Regions from separate parts of the Homo sapiens genome. Here region 2 is linked to region 1. The links are chromatin loops, found by intact Hi-C in ENCODE. Cell type or tissue: sigmoid colon. All regions are shown on one strand. Each heading gives the region's core, and the rest is flanking DNA. Links, peaks and the distances in the headings are about the cores only.

Evidence for each region. Peaks named below come from ENCODE experiments on the same cell type or tissue, not always from the same donor. Only the 100,000 strongest peaks of a DNase experiment are listed, where the experiment ranks them.
Region 2: a loop joins it to region 1, with 2.5 times the contacts of the local background. A loop is called at or near these places in 2 of 110 quality-filtered maps.

The regions. Positions count from the first base shown.
Region 1 is chr10:22,017,516-22,025,856 of GRCh38, forward strand. No RefSeq gene overlaps it. Among named protein-coding and RNA genes, the nearest start is that of DNAJC1, 18 kb to the left of the region's middle. RefSeq lists an enhancer at 4,866-5,299. In sigmoid colon, for the core only: no CTCF peak of the experiment used is centred there; a DNase peak (open chromatin) is centred at 4,926.
Region 2 is chr10:22,082,433-22,090,773 of GRCh38, forward strand. No RefSeq gene overlaps it. Among named protein-coding and RNA genes, the nearest start is that of DNAJC1, 83 kb to the left of the region's middle. In sigmoid colon, for the core only: no CTCF peak of the experiment used is centred there; a DNase peak (open chromatin) is centred at 4,419.

The DNA of each region.
Region 1 (8,341 bases), core at 289-8,288:
AGTAGGTGGTAAGTGCCAAAAGAGTAACACAGATAAGAGGAGGCAGGAGATCAGTTTCATCTGTGTCTTTGGAGAAACAGTCAAGCTAAAGGCCTCAAAGGGAGAGAGGACAGGAAAGAGAGTATTTCACTAAATGCTTTACATTCATTATTCCATTTAAGCCTCCCAATAACCCTACAAGGGAGTTATTATTATGATCACCAGTTTCCAGCTGAAAAAAGAATGAGCAGGTCTGAGAAACTTAACTATGGCTACACAGCTAGTAAGCAGCATCTCCACCTCCACCAGGTCCTCCTGACCCCAGAGCCTAAGCTTTTAACTACTAGTGCTACCTCTGAGATGAGGGGGGGAGTAGACTGGAAGCTCTACTGTTACATGAAACTCCTAGAGTTTTGAGTGGGAAAGCAAGATAAAATGACTATTTTAGAAAATGAATTCTTCACACACCATCCCAGACATTCTGGATACAAATGTCATTTGATCACATTGGATTGCAAGGAGACTAAAGAGAGTCAAAGATCAGAAACACTGTGAAATCAAAACAAACTGAAATGAGCTGGTGGTTATTTGCATATATAGGCAAGAGAGAAAGGGAAAAATCAAAGGTAAATGCAAGGCTAAAGATTACAGATACACACACACACACACACACACACACACTCTATTAGAACTAGTAAATTCAGCAAAGTTGCAGGATACAAAATAATCACACGAAAATCAGTTGTGTTTCTATATACTAACAATAAAAAACCTAAAAAGGAAATTTATAAAACAGCTCTATTTTCAATAGCATCAATAACAATAAAAAATTTAGGAATAAACTTAACCAAGCCAAGGGAAAAGAACTATAAAAACTATAAAACATTGCTGAAAGAAATGAAAGACAACACTAATAAATGGAAAGACATCCTGTGTTCATGGATTGGAAGACAATATCATGAAGATGTCAATACTATTCAATGTGATCTACAGAGGCAATGTAATCCCTATCAAAATCCCACCAGTGATTTTTGCAAAAGGAGAAAAATCCATACTAAAATTCATGTGGAATCTCAAAGGACTTCAAATAGCCAAAACAATCTTTAAAAAGAACAGAGTTGGAGGACTCACAATTCCTGATTTCAAAATTTACTACAAAGCTACAGTAATCAAAACAGTGTGGTACTGGCATAAGGACGGACATATAGACCAATGGAATAAAAGAGAGAAATAACCCTTCTCATATACCTTACAGTATATGAAATAACCCTTCCCATGTACCATATTGTCAAATGGTGCCAGAAATAACCCTTCTCATATACCATATGGTCAAATGATATTCCACAAGGGTGCTAAGACCATTCAATGGGAGAAGAACAGTCTTCAACAAATAGTGCAGGGAAAACTGGATATCTACATGCAAAATCATAAAGTTAACCCCTTCCTTCACATCACATAAAATATTAGCTTAAAATGAATCAGCTGGGCATGGTGGCTCACACATGTAATCCCAGCACTTTGGGAGATTGAGGCAGATGGATCACCTGAGGTCAGGAGTTCTAGACCAGCCTGGCCAACATGGTGAAACCCCGTCTCTACCAAAAATACAAAAATTATCCCGTTATCCTGGCATGGTGGTGTGCGCCCATAATCCCAGCTACTCAGGAGACTGAGGCACAAGAATCACTTGAACCCGGGAGGCACAGGTTGCAGGGGGCTGAGATCGCCCCACTGCACTCCAACCTGGGCGACAGAGCGAGACTCAATCTCAAAAATGAATCAAAGATCTAAACATAATAGCTAAAACTGTAACTCTTAAAATACAGAGGGATTTGGCAATTATTTCTTGGACATGACACCAATAGTACAGGCAACAAAGGAGAAAAATAGGTAAATTGGAATTTATCAAAATTAAAACCTTTTGTGCATTAAAGGTTACCATCAACAAAGTGAAAAGGCAAATCATATACCTGATAAGGGAGGGATTAATATCCAGAATATATAAAGAGCAATTCTACAACAACAACAGCAAAAACAACCCCCAAAATGGGCTAAGGATTTGAACGGATATTTCTTCAAAGAAGATATATAGATGGCCACAAGCACATGAAAAGATGTCCAGCATCACTTATCATTAGGGAAATGCAAATCAAAACTGCAATGAGAAATCCCTTTGCACCCATTGGTATGCCTGTTATAAACAAAATGAAAAGGAAAATAGAAGTACTGTGAGAATGTGGAGACACTGGAACCTTTATGCATTACTGGTGGGAATGTAAAATGGTTCAACTGCTGTAGGAAATGGTATAGCAGTTCTTCATTCAACACAGAATTAACAAATGATCTAGCAATTCCACTCCTGGGTCTACACCCAAAAGAACTTAAAGCAAGGACTAAAACAGATATTTGTATACCCATTTACATAGCACAATTATTCACAATAACCAATTAGTGGAAGAAATCCAAATGTCTACTGATGGATGAATGGATAAACAAAATGTGGCATATACATAAAGTTGAATATCATTCAGCCTCAAAAAGAAATGAAATTCTGACACATACTACAACATAGATGAACCTTGAAGACATTATGCTAAGTGAAATAAGTCGCACAAAAATACAAATACTGTATGATTTGTACACCATACAGGTACCTAGAGTAGTCAAATTCATAGAGACAGAATGTAAAATGGTGGTTGCCAGGGGGTTGGGCGAAAGGAGAATGGAGAGTTAGTGTTTAATTGATACAGTTGGATAAGATAAAAGAGTTTTGGAGATGGATGGTAGTGTGGTCAAACAACAATGTGAATGTGCTTAATGCCACTGAACTGTATACTTAAAAATGCCTAAAAGGCTGGGCACGGTGGCTCATGCCTGTAATCTCAGCACTCTGGGAGGCCGAGTCAGGCAGATCACCTGAGATTGGGAGTTTGAGAACAGCCTGACCAATATGGAGAAACCTTGTCTCTACTAAAAATACAATATTAGCCGGGCACCATGGTGCGTGACTGTAATCCTAGCTACTCACGAGGCTGAGGCAGGAGAATCGTTTGAACCGGAGAGGCAGAGGTTACGGTGAGCCGAGACTGCACCATTGCACTCCAGCCTGGGCAACAAGAGCGAAACTCCATCTCAAAAAAAAAAAAAATTACCTAAAATGGTACTCCACATTATGTATATTTTATCACAATAAAAAAATTAAAAAATATGTAATCCATAAATCCATGCAACTGTGCACTCAGAAACTACAGTATACCATTGTAACCACTCTGATTGTGGAAAATCCACTCTTCCCTCAGCATGCCCTGTGTGGCATATGTGATTTGTAGTTCTCTGAAATCTTAATCAAGAAAGGGCATCAGCATAAAATGTGTATTACATATTACATAAAGCTTAATTCTTTATTTTTTTCAGAGAAAAAAATAGAAGCTCTAATGTTTTCTTCTCGGACTGTGCCCTTTTGGAGGGACCATTTGTTTAAAGGAAAGGAAGAAAAGAGAGGCCAACAAAGACTGACAAGGTATAGTGAGCAAGGTCTGAGAATAACAAAAACAGTGTGTGCCTTGGAAGCAAAAGGAAGAAGGGGAGATAGAGTAGTTCACTGTGTACAATGCTGTTTGCAGGAGAGTAAGTTAAATGCAGTACCAGGTGTGGTGGCTGAAGCCTGTAATCCCAGGACTTTGGGAGGCCGAGACTGGAGGATTGCTGGAGCCCAGGAGTTGGAGACCAGCCTGGATGACATGGCAAAACCTCATCTCTACAAAAAATACAAAATTAGCCAGGTGTGGTGGCACAGGCCTGTAGTCCCAGCTACTTGGGAGGCTGAGGTGAGAGGATCACTGAAGCCCAGGAGTTCAAGGTTGCAGTGAGCTATGATTGCACCACTGCACTCCAGACTGGGCAATAGAGTGAGACCCTGTCTCTAATAAATTAAAAATCAAAAATTTAAAAATAATAAGTGCAGAGATGGGATCCTGGGGTTGGCAACATAAAGGACAGCAGAGACCTCGGCAAGAGTGATCTCCATGGTGTGATATGGACGGAAACTGGATGGAGTGGATTGAAGACAAGGTATGACAGGAAGAAGTGGAAACAGTAATTATATCACTGCCTTCAAAATGCTGTGCTTTGAAAGGGAGCACAGGAATGAGAGGGGAATTTGAAAGGTGCCATGATGCTAAATTAGATGTTGTTGTTGTTTTGTTTATTTATTTATTTTTTGAGACTGAATCTCGCTCTGTCGCCCAGGCTGGAGTGCAGTGGCATGATCTCAGCTCACTGCAACCTCCGCCTCCCCAGGTTAAAGCAATTCTCCTGTCAGCCTCCAGAGTAGCTGGGAGTAGCTGGGATGACAGGCACCTGCCACCACGCCCAGCTAATTTTTGTATTTTTAAGTAGAGACATGGTTTCACCATATTGGCCAGGCTGGTTTCAAACTCCTGACCTCAAATGATCTGCCCGCCTCAGCCTCCCAAAGTGCTGGGATTACAGGCATGAGTCACCTCACCTGACCTGTTATTGTTGTTTTATTATGGCAGATTACAGCATGTTTGGATGCTGGCAGGAAAAATCTAGAGGAACTGTAGAAGCAGAGTTCTTGAGCACAAGAAAGAGGACAGGGTCCAGAGCCACTGGGAGGAGATGGCAGAGAGAGGAGCGGGGTGGGGTGTGGGCAGGTAATACAGTGACTTTGGTGAAGGAGGGTTGAAGAGGGTCTTGTCTGATGAAGTGAGGTGAAGGAAGGAGAACTGTACATAGGTTACCTGATGGGAAAGAAGGTATTACATACCCAGCTTGGAGTTGGAAGAGGAAATATTTCAGGGATGTAAGAGGATCCTGGGAAGTACTGAGTACCCTTTGAGATCTGCAGTTACAGATTTATAGTGAGACTGTTCAGCAGGGCCATGTGTTTTTCTTCAGCAACACTTGGCTACTCAGGGACAGGCACAGCACAGACAGATGGTTGGTCTTAACCAGATTGGGGCTTTGCCAAAGTACAGCGGAGGAGAGAGACAAGAAGGAAGTTAATGAGGGTTGCAAAGCGTGCATTGGTGAAAGGTAGAAAGAGAATATTAGGGTGCAGACAGGGTTGGGTCCTTGTTGATGAAAAGGTCGTTGTCATAACAGTGGGTATCTGAAGTGGGTTAAGGAAGAGATATTTGGAGGCAAGAAGTCAAGGGACTGAGAGGCCATGGTACAAATGTGTGGCAGTGGGGCTATGTCACTGCAGCACAGGGCTTAGGACAGTCTAATCTGATCCTCCACAGTTCCACCTTGGCCAGAGATGTGGTTTTTGCTCCATGCCTCTATCCCTACACAAGATGACCAAGTTCTCCACCTTCTGATCAAGGACATTAGTAAATGTCCAGAAACAACGGGATGTCCCCAGTGGGTGGGAGCTTCCTTCCCGCTTGATGCTTGTTCGGCACTGAGTCCTGTCTACTCCACTTCCTGGTTCTTGCCACTGTGAGTCTGTCTTGCCCTCCCCCGCCCCGCCCCCTTTCATTTCAAGAACTCTGTTCTTTCTAGGCTTTCCTCTTCTTTGCAAACCATTTCCATTACCCTCTCTTTCTAGGTAAGCCTGTGTCAGAGTCTTTTTGTCTCATATTCACAGCAGAGGCATATGTGAGTTTTTGCTTCTTCATTGTGTGCTGGGATAGAGGAAAACTGCCTTCAGGCTTTTAGAGAGAGCAAAAAGAGGAGATAAATACACAGAAAACACTCAGGAAATTAGAGATGCACCCTGTCTCAGATGGATTATCCACAAGGCCATTGGAGTCATCAGAAAATGAAGACAGGAGTAGACGTGGAAGAGAGTGGGCCCAGTGTGAAAGTCATCAGTGATTGAGGGGGAGGATCAAGACAGATAGATGCCAGCAACAGAGGGGCAGCAGATGGAAAGTTTGTTGATGTGAACTTTGAAGGACAGTAGGAGTCATAAAGCCTGGAGACAGCATTTGGGGAGCAAAGAGGATTGTCTCCTCCTCCAGGTCCCGGGTGTCTGAAGCCTAAGAGGGATAAACAGTCTGCACTTTGGAGGCAAAATGCTGTATCAGGAGGCAAAGAGCTTTCCATTGCAGATGGAAAGGTCTATAAGGAACAAGATCCTCTGTCTGTCATGTTCAGCTTCACATCTCCAGCACCTTGTACAATGCAATGAGTGCCTGATGTGTGCTCAACAAATGTGTGTTGAGTAAGTGGAAGGGAAGTTAACTGAATCTGGTATTTATATTTCAGTCACATGCCACAACCCCATCACTCTTCGGAAGAAATGACAGTCTCTATCTTACTGACCCAGGAGATATGACTCTCGGGGGAACAAAGAACCTTCCTGGAGCCTTGTACATATTCGTGATGCCCAACAGAGCACCAATAACAGCACCTGATTATGCCCTTTGCTCACCTCTTAGCTCCCATTACCTCTAGCAGCGACAGAAGATAATAACTCAAGTGTTCTCTGTCCTTCTGATTGATCTGGCTTTCTATTGTTAAGAGTTTTGGGGAATTTTACAGGCCATTAAGTAATAAACCTTTGTTCTCCCTCTTAGCTCAAAACCAAATAAGAAATAGATGCTAGAATCAAGCATACTGACATAAAAATACCAGCTTTATTACTGATAAGACTTAACTGAAGATTACAATCTGAGCTATAGCCATTATCAGTATCCCTAAAAAGTCCCCTTCTCTACAGGACTCTGCTGACCTTGGAAAGGTTCAGGAAAGGTGGGCAAGGAGTAGTTGACCTTCATCAACAAAGAAAATTTAGAGAAGACTGGACCACACATGCTCTGTCCTTTCAAAAATAAATTACTTCCCAGGTTTGGGGAGAAGTGAGTGAAGGGACAGAGAAAACCTTGAAGGTTCCTCCCATATTTCTCTCTCTTACTGAGTGGACATTTTCTCCTTTCTTTGAAAATATGAAGAGGAGGATAGAGGGCTTCCTTCTAACACATACTAACTTTTAATTCTCCTACTGTGCTCAGTTCAGTATATGGTCAACCAGGATGGGCTGTTCCCATAGAAAAAGGGATCTGCTGCTTCTCAGGAAGGTGCTTCCCGCCTTCAGGGGAGACCCTTCCTCACCAACCATATCAGCCCCGGTTGATTCATACATCTTTCTAACATCACTGGTTGAACATTTAAATTTTCCCCACTGAAATGTCTGAAATGGTGAGAAGAATAACTATTGAATTAATCATACATCTACTAATTTGACCTGTCTTCCCACCCTTTTCTGTCTTCCCAGACTCTTCTGCTGTGACCTCTGGATCTCATGATATATCATTCGTAAACTCCCCTATCCCCCTAACATCTGGCTGGTTAAAATGTGAGTCATGGTACGTTTTAACACCAAAACATAACTGCTAGGGTTTGAATGTGTCCGCTCCAAAATGCAGGAGTTGCCAATGTGATAGTATTAAGATATGGGGCCTTTAAGAGGTGGTTAGACCATGAACCATGAGGACCTCTCCCTAGTGAATGAGATTAAGGCTCTTATACAAGAGGCTTCACACAGCCTTGGGCTCTCTTGTCTTTTAGCCTTCCGTGATGTAAGAACATAGTGTTCCTCCCCTCCAGAGGATGCAGCCCTTACCAGATAACCAAATCTGCTGGTGTCATGAGCTTAGACTTCCCAGCCTCCAGAATTGTCAAAAAATGAACTTATTTTCTTTATAAATTACCCAGTCTGTGGTATTCCGTTATAACAGCACAAGTGAACCAAGACACATACATAGCTATCAGTTAAATTTCTGGGTCATTTAATAACTCTATGTTTAAGTTTCTAAGGAATCGCCAAGCTGTTTTCCAAGTGGTTGTATCATTCCACTTCTCTACCAGCAATATATGAGGGTTCCCATTTTATAGCCTCACCAACACTTATTATCTTCTGTTTTTTAAAATTATAGCTATCCTAGTGGGTGTGAAGTGGTATCTCATTTTGGTTTTAATTGCATTTTCCTAGTGACTATGCCACTAAGCATCTTTTCACGTGCTTATTATATATTTGCATATCTTCTTTGGAAAAATGTCTACTTAAATCATTTGCTTATTTTAAATTGAGTAGTCTTTTTATTAATGAGTTATAAGAATTCTTTATATATTCCGAACATAATTTCCTCATCTGAGACATACAAATATTTTCTTTATTCTGTGGGTGTTTTTTCACTTTCTTGATGGTACCCTTTGAAGCACAAAAGATTTTAGTTATGATGAAGTACAATTTATGTGTTTTTTTGTTGCTGTGTTTCTGGAACCCATAGCCTAATCCAAGGTCATAAAGATTTATGCCTATGTTTCCTTCTAAGAGTTTTGTATTTTAGTCCTTTTCCCCCTTTTTGGTAATAGCTTTATTGAGATATAA
Region 2 (8,341 bases), core at 263-8,262, 65 kb after region 1:
ACTGTTTAATGGATATGGTTTCAGTTTGGGGTGATGGCAAAGTTTTAGAAATAAAGAGTAGTGATGACTCTACAACATTGTGAATATCATTAATGCTGTAATTCATATACTAAAAATGTTTAAAATGGAAGAAAATAGGCAATTGATAATTTTTTACTATCTTTTTTTTTTTTTTTTTTTTTGAGGTTGAGTCTCCTGTCACCCAGGCTGGAGTGCAGTGGCGTGATCTCGGCTCACTGCAACCTCTGCCTCCCAGGCTCAAGCAATCCTCCCACCTCAGCCTCCCGAGTAGCTGGGACCACAGGTGCATGCCAGGCTTGTATTTGTGGTAGAGACAGGGTTTCACCATGTTGCTCAGGCTGATCTTAAACACCTGAGCTCAAGCAATCCACCTGCCTCAGCCTCCCAAAGTGCTGGGATTATAGGCATGAGCCACTATACCTGGCCAATTTTTACATAAATAGTAGCACACTATCCACATTTTTCTCCATCTTGCTTTGTTCACCAAACAATAATCTGGACCAAGACTGTACATCAGTGTAGATCATCAGTAGAAATAGTCTCTACTGCTCTTACAACTGCAGAGCACATCATCCTGTGGATATTGCCATAGTGTATCTAACCAATGCCCTAGAGATGAAAAATTAGATTGTTCATTAGAGATTTTTTGTAGGAAAAAAGTGATATCTGATTTATACCTGGGTGACATGTCGAAAATGGATCGGGGGTGGGGAGTTGCAGAAGATTGAAAGCAGAAAGTTGAGGCCATTGCAAACATCCTAAGGAGAGGGCGGTTACTTAAACTAAGGTGGTAGTAATGGAAATAGAAAAAATTAATGAATCCTGGCTTGTGATGGCAGTAGAGACTACAGAACTTTTTGATGAGTTGGATGTGGGAAATAAGGGATAAACAAAAATCACAGGTGACTACCTAATTTGGGGGCTTCATAAATTAGGTGGATGGTGGTGCTATAAATGGAGAAGACTAGAGAAGAAGTAGATTTTGGTTGTTTCATTTTCTTGTGTTTCTTTTTTCTGTATAGATAAATCGGGTGTTCTTCTTGGGATAACCAAGTAGAGATGTAAGTCATTAGGAATATGAATGTAGAACTTGATGGAGATGTTAGGAGTTGGGATAGAAATTTTGGAAATCATTGGCATATATATGGCATTTAAATCCATAGGATTGGAGGAGCTTAGAGAGTTGCTGTGGCGGAAACCAAGAAAGACACCAGTATGCTAGCCCTGTTCCATGCTAACAAGGAAGGAGACCTTGAAGTCAATAGTGTGATGTCATGAAATGCAAGAGAAGAAAGCATTTTAAGAAAGAGGGAACTGTCCATGGCCAGAGCCATGTCAAATCCTACAGATCTCATTTACTCCTTCAGTTAATCCTGCTTCTTTGATGCCAACTGCTTTGGTTATCTGGTAGCATGCCTCCTTCAAGTTATACCATCCTCCTAAATGATTAGTGGTTTTTCTTGGCTGATTTATATCCTTCGCTATGTAATTCCTCAGTGGATGGATAACTGAGGTATCCGACAATGTTAGAAAAGTGGAGAGGTGCAGTACACATGGGTAAAAAGAAATAACCACTGGCATATCAGTCTGTTCTCACACTGCGATAAAGAAATACCTGAGACTGGGTATTTTATAAAGAAAAGAGAGCTCATGGTTCCACAGCCTGTACAGGAAGCATGGCTGGGGAAACCTCAGGAAACTTACAATCATGATGGAAGGCAGGGGAAGCATGACTGGAGCAGGAGGAAGCAAGAGAAGGGGGAAGTGCTACACACGTTTCAACAACCAGATCTCCTGAGAATTCATTCACTTTCACAAGAACAGCAAGGGGAAAATCTGTCCAATGATCCAATCACCTTTCACCAGGCCCCTCCTCCAACATTGGGGATTCAATCCACATGAGATTTGGGTGAGGACACAAATCCAAGCCATATCAACTGGCTTTGGTAACAAGAAGGTTAGTAGTGACGTTCACAAGAGAAATTTCAGCAAAGGAATGAGAGAATGGGAGGTGAAGAATAGGAGACAGGAACTAAGAGAAGTTCTGCTGTGGAATGGGAACAGCAGAAATGGGAATGTCTGCAGAGGGAGGGAGGAAGGGGTCAGAGAAGGGTTTTAGACAGGGGATTCTCAACCATACTTGTAACGCTGCCCTTGTAAGAAGGGGAAGAGTGATGATGTGGGAAGGAGAGGGTAAATGCGGTGGAAACATCTGTGAGAAGCACCCCCACTTAATGGTTACACTGCAGTTCTCAGACACACAATCACCATCCACTTATATTTAACTAGAGATAGCACAAGATTCAATGCCCAGTCTTATTCTTTGTACTTTTATTATTATTATTATTATTATTTTACTATCTTGAGATATTCTTTGATTTCAGCTTGTCTGCAGTTGTTCCTTGGGGTGTTTCCTCAGAAAAAGAACATGGTTCTCCATCTTCCTAAGAGCTCTTTGTGTGTTAAAAATGCCTTTTCTTTTGCCATCACTTGGCTGTATAAAGGATTCTTGGATCTCTCACTGCCCTCCAAAAGTGGTTTTGATATTTTCTAGCTTCCAGTGTTGTAGGTGAGAAGACTGATACTTGTTTAATTCTTTCTCCCTTATAAAGTCCCATTCTCTCCAACTGGAAGCTTGTAAGATTTTGTCCCTGGAATATAGAAGTTTCACCAAGATATGACTGTCTTTTTTTCATTGTTCTGGTTCATATCTCAGAGATTGCTGTCAATACAAAGACCCAAGTCTTTCTTTATTCTTTTCCTTCTGGGACTTCTAAAATTTGTAAACTTTTCTTCATGACTCATGAATTTGTTCTGTGTGATGGAATATGTTCTCCATTCAGTCTACTACAACTCTGACAGCGTGTTCAGCAGTGACCATTTTGTTTTTCAATTCACCTGTTGAACTTTAAAATGCACAGTTAAGCCCAAGCGCAGTGGCTCACACCTGTAATCCCAGCACTTTGGGTGGCCGAGGCGGGTGGATCACCTGAGGTCAGAAGTTTGAGACCAGCCTGATCAACATGGTGAAACCCATCTCTACTAAAAATACAAAAATTGCCAGGCATGGTGGTGCACGCCTGTAATCCCACCTACTCAGGAGGTCGAGGCAGGAGAATTGCTTGAAACCGGGAGGCAGAGGTTGCAGTGAGCCAAGATCGCGCCATTACACTTCACCCTGGGCAACAGAGCAAGACTCTGTCTCAAAAAAAAAAAAAAAAAAAAGCACAGTCAAGTTCTGTCCTTTCAGAAAACTTCTTTTGTGCTTTACTGCTATGTCCTTCAACACTCACTACATTACTATTAAAGTTCTCTTTGATTTCTTAAATGAAGTCAGCTTCTTAGGTGCCAACTGCTTTGGTTGTCTGGTAGCATGCCCCCTTCAAGTTATAGCATCCTCCTGAATTATGTGAGTGCTCTTTTTGGCTGATTCATATCTTTAGGTTTAAAATCCCTCAGTGGGTGGAGAACTCAGGTTTATCTGCCAATGTTAGAAGAGAGGGGTCTACCGATGCCAGCTGGTGCCCCTCTCTGGAGGCACAATGGGATTTATGTCTTCAGCCCAGCTCACCACAAGACAAGCCTCTTTCACAGCTTTTGAATCCTAACTTTGCAAACAGTGATGTTCTCAACCCATAACTTCTGCCTCAGAACTCAATGCTGTCTAGGTATGTAGTGGCTCCTCAAGGTTTCAACAATAGTAGGCAGTTGTCTGAGTGGCCTTGGAATCTATAGAGGACAGAGTCAGAAATTGAAGCTCAGAAATCGTCCTTTAATTTGATTTTTAAGCCTGTAACTTTGATATCATTGCCTCAGGGCACAGGAACAAAATATTAAATATATAAACTGTGTTGTAATATAAGGTTATATAGTGTATGATTATTGGTATTGCTGTTAAATATACATAACTAATTGAAGTGTATAATTAGTTAAAGAGTTATAATGAGAGCAAATTATTTCTTAAAATAAGTTGAATCCTAAAAACATTTTTCTTTCAAGTAAAAACTCTGCCATGAACTACTACATATTTTTAATTTTCCCAAAAGGGATTAGAAGGTATTTACAATCCAGGTTAGGGTTTGTAGTTTAAAGTTACCACAAGAGAGAACTTGTATAATTTTTACTTAAATTTAGCTAAGTCCATCTATAAACTAAAATGGTGTATTGAAATTTTACATCAGATTTTTAAATTCCAATATAGAAAACTGTGTATTGGAAAACTGCAAAGACGCTGAGTTACACATCCTAAACTCTGTTAATTCAAAAAGTTTTAATCATCCTGGTTCAATTAATGTCTCTAAATAAATTATAAGTTAACAAAATGTTTGTCAAGCCAAACCCTGATCCTGGCTTGTCTCACTATGAGGCAAACAGTGGCCCCAGGCCAAGGACGCTGCATGCTCTCGGGCTGAAATATGAGCCGGGCTCCTGGGAGACCAGCAAAGCCTAAACAAACATCTGGGCCCTTCTAGCTGTTTACTATTTTCAGTTTTTATAAGAGTCTTCTCTGGATTTCTACATAGAAACAAATATACTGTGTGCTTTTATTTCAACAAGAAAATCTTTAGATTGAAGCTGTAATTTGGTTTTCATCAATAGCAACTCTTCTCTTTTTTAACAAATTGTCTTTTGCCTCCATAGTCCTTCCACTTCGATAATCTCTCTTCTCTTCTTTTTTTTCTCTTTCTGCATTTTGATTTCTTATTAAACTACTAAAGGTTGTTTAATTAATATCAATTAATGGCAAATCTGTGAATCCATCTGTCACAATAGTAGCTGTGCTTGGATAACCAACAACTTAAGGTAGTAAACTGATCGGCAATCTACAGTGAGTCATTACCCCTCCAGCAGCAATAGTCTGCCTGGGGCCTGCAGATGTGCTTGGTTTGCTTAGCATGGTGTTCTTGTAAAAATTTGAATATGAGTGACTTTGAGTAGAATACACTTTTTCCAGTTGACACCAGGCCAAACAATCTTCAAATCCTTTCACTTTTACCCTATCTGCGTGGCCTGAGTTTGTATCTGGTTAAAATTTTCATGGATAAAGACTCACAGCAGTTTCTCAAATGTGCCCCAAGGAATTCTGAGGTTCAGCCCAGCACTGGGTACGGTTAAGGGGCATTTCAGGTGATTCTGTGGGGGGTTAGCCTTGAGCCACACTGAAGAAACATCACCTAAAAGCTTTTCCAAATAGTCTTTACCTGTGTAGGTGTGTAACAAAAAATCAAAGCAAATCAAAAGAGTTTCTACATTATAATAGTACAATGAAAAGCAAGCTGCTAAGTTGAGTAAACGAGTGATCATGATGCACCTCATTCATTTATCAGTTCTCCTCTTGTAAATACACTGAAGTCCTTATTAAAGAAAAAAAGTAAATACTTTAAAATGAATTTTATACAGAAAGCAGCAATAGGAGTGATGAGGTTGCCAAATTTGAAAACCATTTTCTTTTTCAGCACTCCTAAAGGTGACATATTATTCTTTTAGTTTAATTTCCTAAAAATTCATATAATGGAAAAAATTTTTAATCGTAGTTTTTGTTAAGAAAAGAACAAGATTCTCTTAATTTTGTAATAAAGGTAGTAGTTGCTAAATTAAATCAAATTAAGTGATCTTAATCCTATTCCTCTAAATAAAACGATTTCCTTTTTAGTATCTCATAATATGAACAAATTTACCATTAAATCTAAATTAGGCAATGTCTTCGCATACAAAACACACCATTTACTACCACCATTCTTCTGAAAATTCTGGACAATTTTGTTTAAAATTGGTCTAGACATATTTTTTAACTTGAAAGAGTAGGCAACATTTCTCTAAATGGTTTTTCCTATTTCTTTTTTTAAAAAGGAAGCTTTTTACCCCTCATTTTTCAAAGTTATGTACCTGAAAGTCATACATTATAGAAAAGTAGAAAAAGAAAAACATAAATTCACCCTTCTAGGAAGAACTTTTAATAATGTATAAGATAATATAAAAGATGATAAATCATAATACACATATAAAATATTTATAAAATTTTTAAAGGATACCTTACAAAATTAAGAAATATTTGTGTACTATACAAAAGCCACTAATAAACAAATAAAATGCAAATTTCATAGAGCAGTATAAAATAAAAAGTAAAATTTTTATTTCCCAAGTCGGTCCTGATAAGTGGCTCTTTTTCTTCTCACTTTTTAAAAGTTGTTCTAAGGGTTGACAGTATAACTTTAAATAATACACTTAGCGCTTTCATTTTTTTCTTTTTTTGAGACAGGGTCTCTCTTTTTTGCCCAGGCTGGAGTGCAGGGACACAATCTTGGCTCACTGCAACCTGCACCTCCTGGGTCCAAGCAATTCTCCTGCCTCAGCCTCCTGAGTAACTGGAACTAAAGGTGCCAGCCCACCAAGCTGATTTTTGTATTTTTAGTAGAGACGGAGTTTCAACATGTTGCCCAGGCTGGTCTCGAACTCCTGACCTCAAGTGATCCACCTTCCTTGGCCTCCCAAAGTGCTGCGATTACAGGCGTCAGCCACCACACTTGGCCCTTTTTTCCTTTTAATTCAGGTTTAGCTTGCATACATTAAGTGATATACAAATCATAAGTCAGTGCAAATAAATTTTACTTATGTCTACAAACATGTAACTGCTAACTGCTACCCAAATCAAGCTAACTCCTTGGGGGTTCCTTCTCAATCAGTACTGTATCCCTAAAGATAATCATCTTTATCAATAGTGTTTTGCAAGTGTTTAAACATTGTGAAAACAAAGTCACACAGTATATACTCTTTTCTGTCTGCATTTCTGTTGCTCAACATTATGTATTTAAAATTCAGGATCCCTGTTCCAAGATGGCCAAATAAGAACAGCTCCAGTCTGCAACTCCCAGTGTGATCGATGCAGAAGACGGGTAATTTCTGCATTTCCAACTGAGGTACCTGGTTCATCTCATTGGGACTGGTTGGACAGTGGGTGCAGTCCACAGAAGGTGAGCTGAAGCAGGGTGGGGCATCGCCTCACCCGGAAATGCAAGGGGTCGGGGGATTTCCCTTTCCTAGCCAGGGGAAGCTGTGATGTGACAGACTGTACCTGGAAAAACGGGACACTCACACCCAAATACTGTGCTTTTCTCATGGTCTTAGCAACCTGCAGACCAGGAGATTCTCTCCTGTGCCTGGCTTGGGGGGCCCCAGGCCCACGATGCCTTGCTCACTGCTAGCACAGCAGTCTGAGATCGCCCTGCAAGGCAGCAGCCTGGGGGAGGGGTGTCTACCATTACTGAGGCTTGAGTAGGTAAACAAAGCAGCCAGGAGGCTCGAACTGGGTGGAGCCCACCACAGCTCAGCAAGGCCTACTGCATCTATAGATGCCACCTCTGTGGGCAGGGCATAGCTGAACAAAAGGCAGCAGAAACTTCTGCAGATTTAAACATCCCTGTCTGACAGCTCCGAAGAGAGCAGTGGTTCTCCCAGCATGGTGTTTGAGCTCTGAGAACAGACAGACAGCCTCCTCAAGTGAGTCCCTGACCCCATGTAGCCTAACTGGGAGACACCTCCCAGCAGGGGCTGACAGACACCTCATACAGGTGGGTGCCCCTCTGGGAAGAAGCTTCCAGAGAAAGGATCAGGTAGGAATATTTGCTGTTAAGCAATATTTGCTGTTCTGCAGCCTCCGCTGGTGATACCCAGGCAAACAGCGTCTGGAGTGGACCTCCAGCAAACTCCAACAGACCTGCAGCTAAAGGACCTGACAGAAGGAAAACTAACAAACAGAAAGGAATAGCGTCAACATCAATAAAAAGGACATTGACATCAAAACCCCATCTGTAGGTCACCAACATCAAAGACCAGAGGTAGATAAAACCACAAAAATGGGGAGAAATCAGAGCAGAAAAGCTGAAAATTCTAAAAACCAGAGCACGTCTTCTCCTCCAAAGGATCACAGCTCCTCGCCAGCAATGGCAAAAAGCTGGAGGCTGAATGACTTTGATGAGTTGACAGAAGTAGGCTTCAGAAGGTCGGTAATAATAAACTTCTCAGAGCTAAGGGAGACTGTTCTAAGCCATCTCAAGGAAGCTAAAAACCTTGCAAAAAGGTCAGACAAATAGCTAATTAGAATAAACAGTGTAGAGAAGACCTTAAATGACCTGAAGGAGCTGAAAAACCATGGCACGAGAACTTTGTGATGCATGCACAAGCTTCGATAGCTGATTCGGTCAAGTGGAAGAAAGGATATAAGTGATCGCAGATCAAATTAATGAAATAAAGCAAGAAGACAAGTTTAGAGAAAAAAGAGTAAAAAAGAAATGAACAAAGCCTCCAAGAAATATGAGACTAT